2 separate regions of the Homo sapiens genome follow, and region 1 is linked to region 2. A link is an interaction called in ENCODE POLR2A ChIA-PET data of the cell type or tissue named here. Cell type or tissue: OCI-LY7. All regions are shown on one strand. Links, peaks and the distances in the headings refer to the core of each region. The heading gives the core; the rest is flanking DNA. Region 1 has its middle 230 kb from the start of RUNX1. Region 2 has its middle 140 kb from the start of RUNX1.

Region 1 (5,386 bases), core at 152-5,151, 91 kb after region 2:
TCAAAATCATTTTGTGCCTCATAGACACCCCTGCTAGGGTCTCGGGGATGCCCAGCAGTTGACATGTCACACTTTAAAGACTCCTGCACTAGACTAATCATAGAGGATGTGATATAAAGGAAGCCCCATTTCTTAAAGGTTTCAGGAAGAAGGGAAGCTTCTGGTCCCTTAAGCATGGAATGAAAAGTGGAGAGGATATAACTGGCAGGGTGGAGACATGGGCAGAGGCATGGAGTTTGAAACAACCAGAAAGATTTGAGGGCATGGCTGGGTGCAGTGGATCATGCCAGTAATCCCAGCACTTTGGGAGGCTGAAGTGGGAGGATTGCTTGAGCCCAGGAGTTTGAGATCAGCTGGGTAACATAGTGAGACACCCATTTCTACGACAAATAAAAATAAAAATTAGCATGGTGTCATGGCATACACTTGTAGTTCCAGCTACTTGGGAGGCTAAGGTGAGACGGTTGCTTGAGCCCAGGAGTTTGAGACTGCTGTGAGCTATTATCATGCCACTGCACTCCAGGCTGGGTTGACTTATCTTTTGTGTAAAAAAAATAAGAAAAGATTTGAGAAAAGTTCCCCAAGGAAGGTTTGTTTCTCACTTCCCAGGGTATAGCCCAGAGGAACATTCACCTCCTGAGAATAGCCTGATATTCAGTATGGCATGGGTCCCACATGGTGCTTCCCAAGATGCAGACTGAAAATGACCGGTACATGACACCATACTTAATAGTGAAAGACTGAATTATTTTCTTCTAAGATTGGAAACAAGGAAAGGACATCTACTCTCACCACTCTGATTCAACATAATACTAAAAGTTCTAGGCACTGCAATAAGGCAAGGAAAATTAATAAAATGTATGCAAATTGGAAAGGAAGAAATAAAAACTGTCCCTATTTGCCGATAACATAAATGTCTGAATAGAAAAGCCCAATGAATCTATCAAATAACAACAAAAATTTCCTAGAAGTGAATTAAACAAAGTTGCCAGATACCTAATTAATAGACAAAAATCACTTGTATTTATATCTACTAAGAATGGACATGTGAAAACTGAACTTAAAAACAGTACTATTTATAATCATGCCAGAGAAATTTAAATATTTTGGTTAAATAAACTTAACAAAACATGTATAAGATCTATATGCTAAAAATTACAAGATGCTGATAAAGGAAATCAAACAATGCTTAAATTAATAGAGAGGCATACCATGCTCATGGATTGGAAGAGTCAACATAGTAAATACATCAGTTCTTTCCAGCTTGGCCTATAGATTAGATAAAACTTCTATCAAAATCCCAGCAAGATTTCTGTAGGCACAGATAAGCTTATTTCAAACTTTATATGGAAAGGCACTAGCCCTAGAATAGCAAAAACAATCTTGACCAAAAAATGAATAAAGTGCAAATAATTAGTACTTGCTATTAATAGTTATTAATTCTATATAGCTGTAATATCAAGACAGTGAGGAATAGACAGTGGAACAGAACAGAGAGCCTAGAAATAAACCTACACAAATACGTGCAACTGATTTTTTTTCTCCTAGAAAGTAAATTCCAGTTGTGATAAAGTATGCACAAAAGAACTAAGAACACAGTGAAATACAATAATTTTAATTCTGACCATGAGTGATTTTTAAAAATTAAGTACAAGTCCAGGCATGGTGGCTCAAGCCTGTAATCCCAGCACTTTGAGAGGCTAAGGCAGGCAGATCACGAGGTCAGGAGATCAAGACCATCCTGGCTAACATGGTGAAACCCCATCTCTACTAAAAATACAAAAAATTAGCCAGGCATGGTGGCAGGCACCTGTAGTCCCAGCTACTCAGGAGGCTGAGGCAGGAGAATCACTTGAACCCGGGAGGTGGTGGTTGCAATGAGCCAAGATTGTGCCACTGCACTCCAGCCTGGGTGACAGAGCGAGGCTCTGTCTAAAACAACAACAACAACAACAACAACAACAACAACAATTTAAGTGTAACTCACATACCCCCAAAATTCACCCTTTAAAGTATGCAATTCAGCAGCTTTTATTATATTCATAAACTTTTCCATTGCTACCACTACCTAATTCCAGGACACTTCCATCACCCCAAAAAGAAACCCTGTATCCATTATCAATCACACTTCATTTCCTCCTCACCCAACTCGCAACCATTAATACAGTTCCTTTCCATAGAGTCAACTATCCTGGGCATTTCATATAAATGGAATCATACAATAAGTGGCTTTTTGTGTCTGGCTTATTTCACAGGCCAGAATGAACCCAGGAGACAGCCCCTAGACCCAATGTGGTTCTAGCACCTACAACTTCCACCTTCAAACCAGGATGATGTATAAATTCTGTTTATATTTGTTTTGATGCCCCTGGAAAGAAATCCCAAATTGACTTAACTCAAATCCTCAAAAGACTACCCATTTATGCAAAAGTGACTGAGTTAATCTGAAAGAGTGTTTTAAACCAGTTAAAACTAAGATACTCATACTGACCAGTTTGACTTTTCTTCCCCTTTTATAGGGGAACACAGAAGCTCCAAAATGAGATCAGTTATGGAAAATAAGGAACATTCTAATTTTTTTTTTTTAGGATCTGAGTCATAGCATCTAGGTTCCCATCTTCTCAGCTCCTAACAATCCTAGTTTCAAGATGAGGAAACTGAGGCTCAGAAACATTGAGAGACTGCCCAATGTCACATGTAAATTCAAGTCTGTCTGCTTTCAAATCCATTTTTTAAGCAAAGACTGACTTTTGATAATAAGATTAATATCAAAGCTAGATGCTTTTCATAAACTCTTACTAAGAAGGGTCATATACTGTAACATCTCACCCAAATCAAGCTCTACAATTTTTGAGAACTTATAAAGCAAAGCAAAACAAAACAGAATTTTCTAATTTTCAGGAACTCCTTTATATAAGCTCCCCAACCTTATTACTATTCAAAATTTAAAACATTTTTTTTTTTTAAAAAAGGATAGCAGTAAAAAAATTACAACCAGTAGTCAATTAGTATATTACTTACATGCTGCTTAATACTGGGTGGTATTTATTGAACATCGACTCGGCGTCTATCCCTAGGCTAAGCAATTTCCATGCATCATCTCATTCCAGTTTCATGACCAACTTTTGAGGAAGGCTGAGTAGCAGAACCCAGGACACACCCTGAGTCAGTAACAGAGCCAACTTCAAGCCCCTCTGGTCTCTGGAGCCTACACTCTTTTTATTGTTTGTTTGTTTTTTGAGATGGAGTCTTGTTCTGTCGCCCAGGCTGGAGTGCAATGGTGCGACCTCGGCTCACTGCAACCTCCGTCCCCCAGGTTCAAGAGATTCTCCTGCCTCAGCCTCCCGAGTAGCTGGGATTACAGGTGTGTGTCACCATGCCCAGCTAATTTTTATTTTTAGTAGAGATGGGGTTTCACTATGTTGAACAGGCTGGTCTTGAACTCCTGACCTCAGGTGATCCACCCGCCTCGGCCTCCCAAAGTGCTGGGATTACAGGCGTGAGCCATCATGCCCGGCCTATTTATTCTTAAGTTCCTAAAAAGGTAGTACATGAAAGAGAGAAAGTGTGTGTGTCTCTATGTGTGTATACACATACAAACATGCAGGTGCCTGCTGAAGTTTCCTCAAAGCACTGACATATTACTTTATTTTGAAAAGATAATTTTTGTGATTAACTGCCCTTGGATAAATTTTAGCGATAGAACTTTTAATATGTGGATTATGAAAAAAATTTAAGCCTTGTTTCTTTTGAGATTTAAACTATACTACAACCAAATGTAAGCGACACAGTGCGTTAAAGGTTGAATTGTATGTTCACAAAAAAGATAGGTGGAAGTACAAACCCCCCAGTACCTTAAAATGTGATTATATTTGGAAATAGGGTCTTCACAAATGTAATCTAGTTAAGATGAGGTGTTTGAAGTTTAATCAAAATATGACTGATGTCCTTATAAGAAGAGGAAAATGCAAAAATGCCACGTGACGGTAGAGGCTGAGAGTGGGGTGAGGCAGCTGCAAGTCAAGGAATGCCAGAGATTGACAACCCCTGCCAGGAGCTGGAAGAGGAAAGGAAGGATTCTATCCAGAATTTCAGAGGGGGCATGACCCTGCTGACACCTTGATCTAGAAATTCTGGTCTCTAGAACTGCAAGAGAATAAATACATTTTTGTTATTTTAAGCCACTCAGATTGTGGTATTCTGTTATGGCAGACCTAGGAAACTGACACCCAGGGCTTTAGACAGGAAGGGGTGGGTGCTGTGGGAAGATGATCACGTCCTAGAGAAAACGAGAAGAGGAATAACAATGACATGGAAAAGAGGTGACGTGTTCTGGAAAAAGAGGAAGTTTTGATGTACCTACTTTCTTGTTTTGATTTTCTTAGAATTCAAAGTAAGTATGCAGAAAAAGATTCATGTGAATTGGATATTGCAGACATAATCAAGGAAAGCCAGCTACAAGTCTTGCTGCACTTAAGTGTAAGGTTTAATCAAAATGGATGGTAGATTTCACAAAACAGAACCAACCATTTATCATAGTTACTAAAACGAATATCACATAATGTGTACGTGTGTGTGTGTGTGTGTGTGTGTGTGTGTGTGTGTGTGTGTAAAATTTAGTGCACTCAATAGCATTGAGCCTCATTAAAAAAAGAACATGTTGGCCGGGTGGCGTGGCTCACGCCTGTAATCTCAGCACTTTGGGAGGCCGAGGTGGGCAGATCATTTGAGGCCAGGAATTTGAGACCAGCCTAGCCAACATGGAGAAACCCTGTCTCTACTAAAAAATACAAAAATTAGCCGGGCATGCTGGCATGAACCTGTAATCTCAGCTACTCGGGAGGCTGAGGCACGAGAATCACTTGAACCTCGGAGGAGGAGGTTGCAGGGAGCCGGGATTGCACCACTGCACTCCAGCCTGAGTGACAGAGCAGCCTATATTAAAAAAAAAAAAGAAAGAAAGAGAAAGAAAGAAAGAAAAAGAAAGAAAAGAAAAGAACATGTTTTAGGAAATATCTTACTGATTTTTTTCTACTTCAGATCTCACATGTTGACAATGTTGCTTCCAATTCTGGTGTCTTAATAAAACAACCCTTAGAGTTCTTTACGTCAGAAATGTATGATGATCATAGAAGAATTAGATAATTATTACTGGATATACCACAAGAGGAAACATGTATTATTCTCCATACAGATTTACATACACTGATCTATAAAGGGTATGGGGCAGGTTCCGAAGTGAGTCATCACTTTGTCCCAGGAAGGAATGGGAGAGACGCCTTATCAGGGTGGCTCATGGGACACTCGGTGAAGGCTTTTCTGGGGCCTCTGCTGCTTTTCCCATTTTGTCCTTGAACTGGACAATTGGCCTGCACCCACAGACCTG
Region 2 (5,386 bases), core at 191-5,190:
TGAACCTGGGATATTGTAAGAGTCAGAAGTGCCTTTGGAATCACAAACATTATGCTCCACGTGGCCTTTATGTTAGATTCATTTTGTTAAACCCTAACTCAGGGATCAACACATTTTTTCTATAAAGGACCAAATAGTGAATCTTTTAAATTTTGTGGCTAAAAGCAGCTCTGTTGCATATTCTTTGTTATTTTTACAATGCTTTTTTTCTTTTTGAGATGGAGTCTTACTCTGTTGCCCAGGCTGGAGTGCACTGGCGTGCCCTCAACTCACTGCAACCTCCACTTCCCAGGTTCAAGTGATTCTCCTGCCTTAGCCTCTTGAGTAGCTGGGATTACAGGCACCACTACCACTCCCAGCTAATTTTTATATTTGAGAAGAGACAGGGTTTCACCATGTTGGCCAGGCTGGTCTCAAACTCCTGACCTCAGTTAATCTGCCTGCCTCAGCCTCCCAAAGTGCTGGAATTACAGGCGTGAGCCGCTGCGCCAGGCCCTACAATGCTTTAATAAAGGAAAAACTATGCTTATCCCATGATACCATATAAAAAAAAAGATATGGGCCAGATTTGTTCCCCAAGTCACCATTTGCCAACCTTTGGTAATTCATCAAAGCTTGATGCACTGGGTATGACATATGTGTAACCTCTCTGCCAATTATGTGATTAATCAGAATATGCCATTTACAACTATTCTGACACAGTGGTGATTTACTAAAACTAGAAGGTGAGTTTGGGTTCGTCTCTCTATAACTTCATAAATTGGTGATCTTGAGTAACCTCAATGTGGAGTCAGAGTCACATGAGGACATCTCAAATGTCTCCTTGCAGCAAGGCAGTGACCTATTCAGCCCCTGTTGTACTCCTGAAGGTGGCATCAAGTGACACTTTGTAGTATGCATGTCATTGCTCTTGACGATTTCAATTAAAAATGCCAGTGAGTTTTACTGAAATTGAAAGACTATTTACAAGCCTCCTCTTTCTCAAAAGACATCAAAACCACAGCAAAGAGTGTTGGATCCAAGATAATTTACAGAGTAATAAAGGCCCACAGAGGATGCCTTGAGTTTTTGACGTCGTGTTGTTGGAAGTCGGATCAGGAAGGGTGAAGATCCACATTACTAAGCCAGCGTGTCTATAGAACTGTGTACCAGGCACAGTGCTAAGCTTTACACATATTAATAGTTAATACAACCACTTCAGAAAGGAGGTAACAGTTTTACCCCCACTTTTCAGATGGGAAAGCCAAGGCAGAGAAAGCTAGAGGACTCATTTGAGTTTCCCCAGTGAGTAAATGATAGGTGGAAGACTGGGACCCCGGTAGATCGGCTTGAGTCCACGACCATGGCCACTATGCTGCACTGTGCTTCCATGGCCAGAAAATGGCTAGGCCTATGGAGGAAAATAACCACTGTGTGAAGAACAATATTTAATTTCTGAATGAAGTACATTAAATTAAAAGATTGATGTTATTCAAGGCAACTAGGGGATACTGGGTTCTAATTCTGCTTTTACCAATCAGCTAATTGGTCACTATGGCCAATTAGTCAAATGGAGTGTTGCGTTTGTCAGTTTTCATGTAAAAGAGAAGTGTTAGTATTTAACATAATCTTTTGTGTTAGTATGTTAAATGTTTTTAAATCATTTTGAGACCCCCTTTTCCAAGGAGTCAGTCATATGCATGCAGCCTGCCACACTCTGAGTACCAAGGCCCATGGCCTCAGGGAAAACTCTAAGCCCGGGTATTTAGTTTCATTCATTCATTCTTCAGGAGAGCAATATCTTCTCATCTGCATAATCAAAGGGTCAGACTGCATATCTCTAAGGTGTCTTCCAGTAATTATATTTTTTTTGTTTGATGACTACAAAAGGATTTACTCATTGAGGGAAGTCTTTACTTGCTGAAAAATGTCTTTACTCACTAACGAAACTTTGATTAAATAAAGCTCTAAAGATATCTATTGACTGTAGCTCTTTGCAGCATAAAGTATTTTTTCATTGACTACAAGATAAAATGTCCTTAATATTAGATCAGCATTAATAACAATCTAGCATAATAATAACCATGTAACCCTACTTTGCAAAAGACTCAGCCCTTTAGAAGGGAAAATGAATAAACTTAACTCATTCTTCTTCGAGGGCCGAGATAAAAATCTCAAGCTATCCTAGCATTAGGAGATATACCTAATGTAAATGATGAGTTAATGGGTGCAGCACACCAACATGGCACGTGTATACATACGTAACAAACCTGCACGTTGTGCACATGTACCCTAGAACTTAAAGTATAATAAAAAAAGAAAAAAAAAGAGAAAAAAAGAAATATTTTTAAAACTGTAAACTGTTAAAAAAAAAAAGAAGATGTGAACTATAAAACACACACACACACACACACACACACACAAACAAAAAAAAATCTCAAGTTATCCTTTAGATAGTCCAATCTGCTTTAAACTTTGGCCCGAGTTATTTTCACGAACATCCTCTGTTTCCAATGGAGTAGATACCATATAAGACAGAACACTACAAATCACTTTGTGTAAACTCACCAAAGAAAGGGTGGGGGGGGGGAGAAAAATCAGCACAGAGTCTGCTCTTAATTAAAACCAGCTGATGATGTACAGCGATTTGTCTGGAGCACCCTGGCTGCGCTGGTTCCCTGACAGCTGAACATTCTTTCCTGCCTGTACTGTTTGAACTATGTCCAATGGTGAAATCGTTAAACCTTTGATAACTGTAGTTTAAATGCGAGAAGGGAGCGGGGGAGCTTTCTGTTTTAAGCAAGAAAGAGAGATGAGTGTTGTATTACACAAATTAACAGTTAAAAAGTTAGTACTTATTAGATCATTTTCACTGGCTTTTGGTAGAATGCCTCTGGACATTTTCAGATTACCTATTGACACTTTTTCACGGCACAAATGTCAAAAATCTCACTTCCTCTCTTCTTCCCTAGGGGATTCTTGCTGTAGTTAGAAGGGAAATAGTATGAACCACCTGGTCTTACTCAAAGAAGCCTTGGGGATAGGTTAATTTCACAGTTGAAAGCTCCATGTGGGGGATACATTTACATATTTACTAATACAGAAAGGGCTACCAAAAGAAAAAAATCATGTGACTTCAGGAGAACTGCTCACAAACACACAAAACACTCTGTTTCATCCTTGAGTTTGACAGATGCTTGATAGGGAACAAAGAATAACCAAGCTGTTCATCTCCAAATACCAAAGTAACTTTAAAATGAATTGCTGTTCACAGTTTCTGGAAGACAAATCGGCATTACGAGGATGTAAATAATAACCTGTCTGTGTGTTCATACACACCCTAAACGTTTAAAAGATATTTTTAGGTATAAAATATTTCAAAAACACAATACCCTTTCTAAAACAGCCATCATGATATATCTGTATTATAGGAAAGTGCAGATATATACAGATAGTACGTAGTTATATTCATAGAAACATAGATGACAGATGGGTAGATAGGTAGATAGATTAATACTTAGTGTTTCAAATTATACTTGGAGCAATTTTTTTTTTTTTGAGACAGAGTCTCATTCCATCACCCAGGCTGAAGTGCAGTGGCACGATCTCAGCTCGTTGCAACTCGTGCCTCAGCCTCCCAAGTAGCTGTAATTATAGGTGCGAGTCACAGCACACTGCCCAAATTTCCTTTTTAAACTTTGGTTTCAGCATAGCCCTGTCTACTACTTGGAGGTGATTTTGGTGTTTGGATATGTTAATACATTTTTGCCAACCATGGTAGCCATGGGGTCTGGCACAATGCTGTAACCCCATTCTTTCAATAGAACGAATGCCCCTTAGGCTGTAAGTGTGGCCCCTGTTTCCTTTGAAGGGCTTTTAGAAATAGACAGAGTGTCTTTTCCCTGGGACTCTGGACTCCTGGGGCAAAGCTTTTTAAGACAGGTGTGAAAATTATCCTGGTTGATTCAGAAATGAGTCATTGTCTCCTGGCTGCTGCTACTGATCTCAAGCTAGCAAAGGTCAAATGAAGTTCTGGTTCACATAAAGACATTCTATGCTGAGTTTTAAGCATCACTGGGGAGTCTTCCAATTCATTTGATTTGGGAGAGCTCAACAACATTGCTGATGTAGTTATCTTTGTCCAGTTAAACTTTTGCCAGACAACCATGGGACTTCTGGCCCACAGGAAGGTAAGGGAAGATAGAAATTAGATTAAAAGACACCCAAGTCCAAACACAATTTCACCAGACAGGTAAATATCTTAATGCCAATTAGTTTTGACAAATATGAGACATATTTGGCTTTGTTCTATCTAGGGGTACTTTTTCATTTAATCAATCTCTCAATTAAAATTCTTTAGCATTGCTTATTTAGAGTCAAATAAATAAATATATCTGTCTGGGTATAATTCATTTAAATTAGAGCACAATGTTTGCTCTATTTGCCTTACATATTGTCATTCAGGAAACATAAGTACTCATGAAATTTTGATTTCTATTAGTTAAACTGTATAAGCATGAAGGAGTTAGTAGGGTGGTAAGCCATGTGGGTTGTCTACACTCAACGCTTTTCTACCTCCACACATCTCCTTGCTCAGAAAGCTCCCCTCCACCAGCGTCCCAAAATATCAGAGAGTAGATGTATCAGCCCCCATGCAGCTGGGCTATGAGTATTGGCTGTGGACTGGGACCTGAAGGCAGGCATCTCGAGCACTTTGGAAAAGGTTTTCTTCTCTAATTACAAAGCCCTGCCTGGAAGGACGTGTCTCCCTTCTCCGGCCAGCTGTTGCTGTGCCTACAAGTGACCTCCGTAACAATTAATTCTATCTTGTGACCTGAGGATTCTGTGCAGAACAAGAGACACAGCACAGATTTTTGATGACATCAACAAGCCATCAAATTGACCCTCTACTCACTTACCTCTGAGCTTCAATTTCTTCATCCTTAAAATGGAAAGAATAAAAGCATTTGCTTTAGGTTTTTTGATTTTTGGGGGATGTGAGAATTAAATAAAATAATGCAAATAAATCCACTTGATATTATGCCAAGGACATAAGACATGCTTGTTTTTAGCTTCTATCATTATTTTTATTACCACTTACAACTACATGATACTATGTTTTCAGAGAAATTGAAATAGTTCCTAAAAGCCTTCATATGTTCAACAAAGATCATAATGTAAGCAGGAGTAAAATATCTGTCAGTCAGTACATTTCTTACATAATCAATGCTTTTCCAGAATAATGTTTTTAAAAAACATTTTGAGGAGTAATTCTGAGAGAGACACCTGGATAGCTTATGAAACTGTTTAGTTCTCTCACATAGGATCTGCCAAATTGCTGACTTCTGCAAAAAACATTAAGAATTTAAAATTATGAATATGGAATAATAGTTTTTAAATGATAGAC

What was found. Peaks named below come from ENCODE experiments on the same cell type or tissue, not always from the same donor. Only the 100,000 strongest peaks of a DNase experiment are listed, where the experiment ranks them.
Region 1: POLR2A ChIA-PET joins it to region 2 with 6 read pairs; 2 of 35 experiments call an interaction of 5 or more read pairs at or near these places.

What each region holds. Positions count from the first base shown.
Region 1 is chr21:35,277,873-35,283,258 of GRCh38, forward strand. No RefSeq gene overlaps it. Among named protein-coding and RNA genes, the nearest start is that of RUNX1, 230 kb to the left of the region's middle. In OCI-LY7, for the core only: no CTCF peak of the experiment used is centred there; no DNase peak of the experiment used is centred there.
Region 2 is chr21:35,186,636-35,192,021 of GRCh38, forward strand. No RefSeq gene overlaps it. Among named protein-coding and RNA genes, the nearest start is that of RUNX1, 140 kb to the left of the region's middle. In OCI-LY7, for the core only: no CTCF peak of the experiment used is centred there; a DNase peak (open chromatin) is centred at 2,986; H3K4me3 peaks cover 1,334 bases; H3K27ac peaks cover 1,629 bases.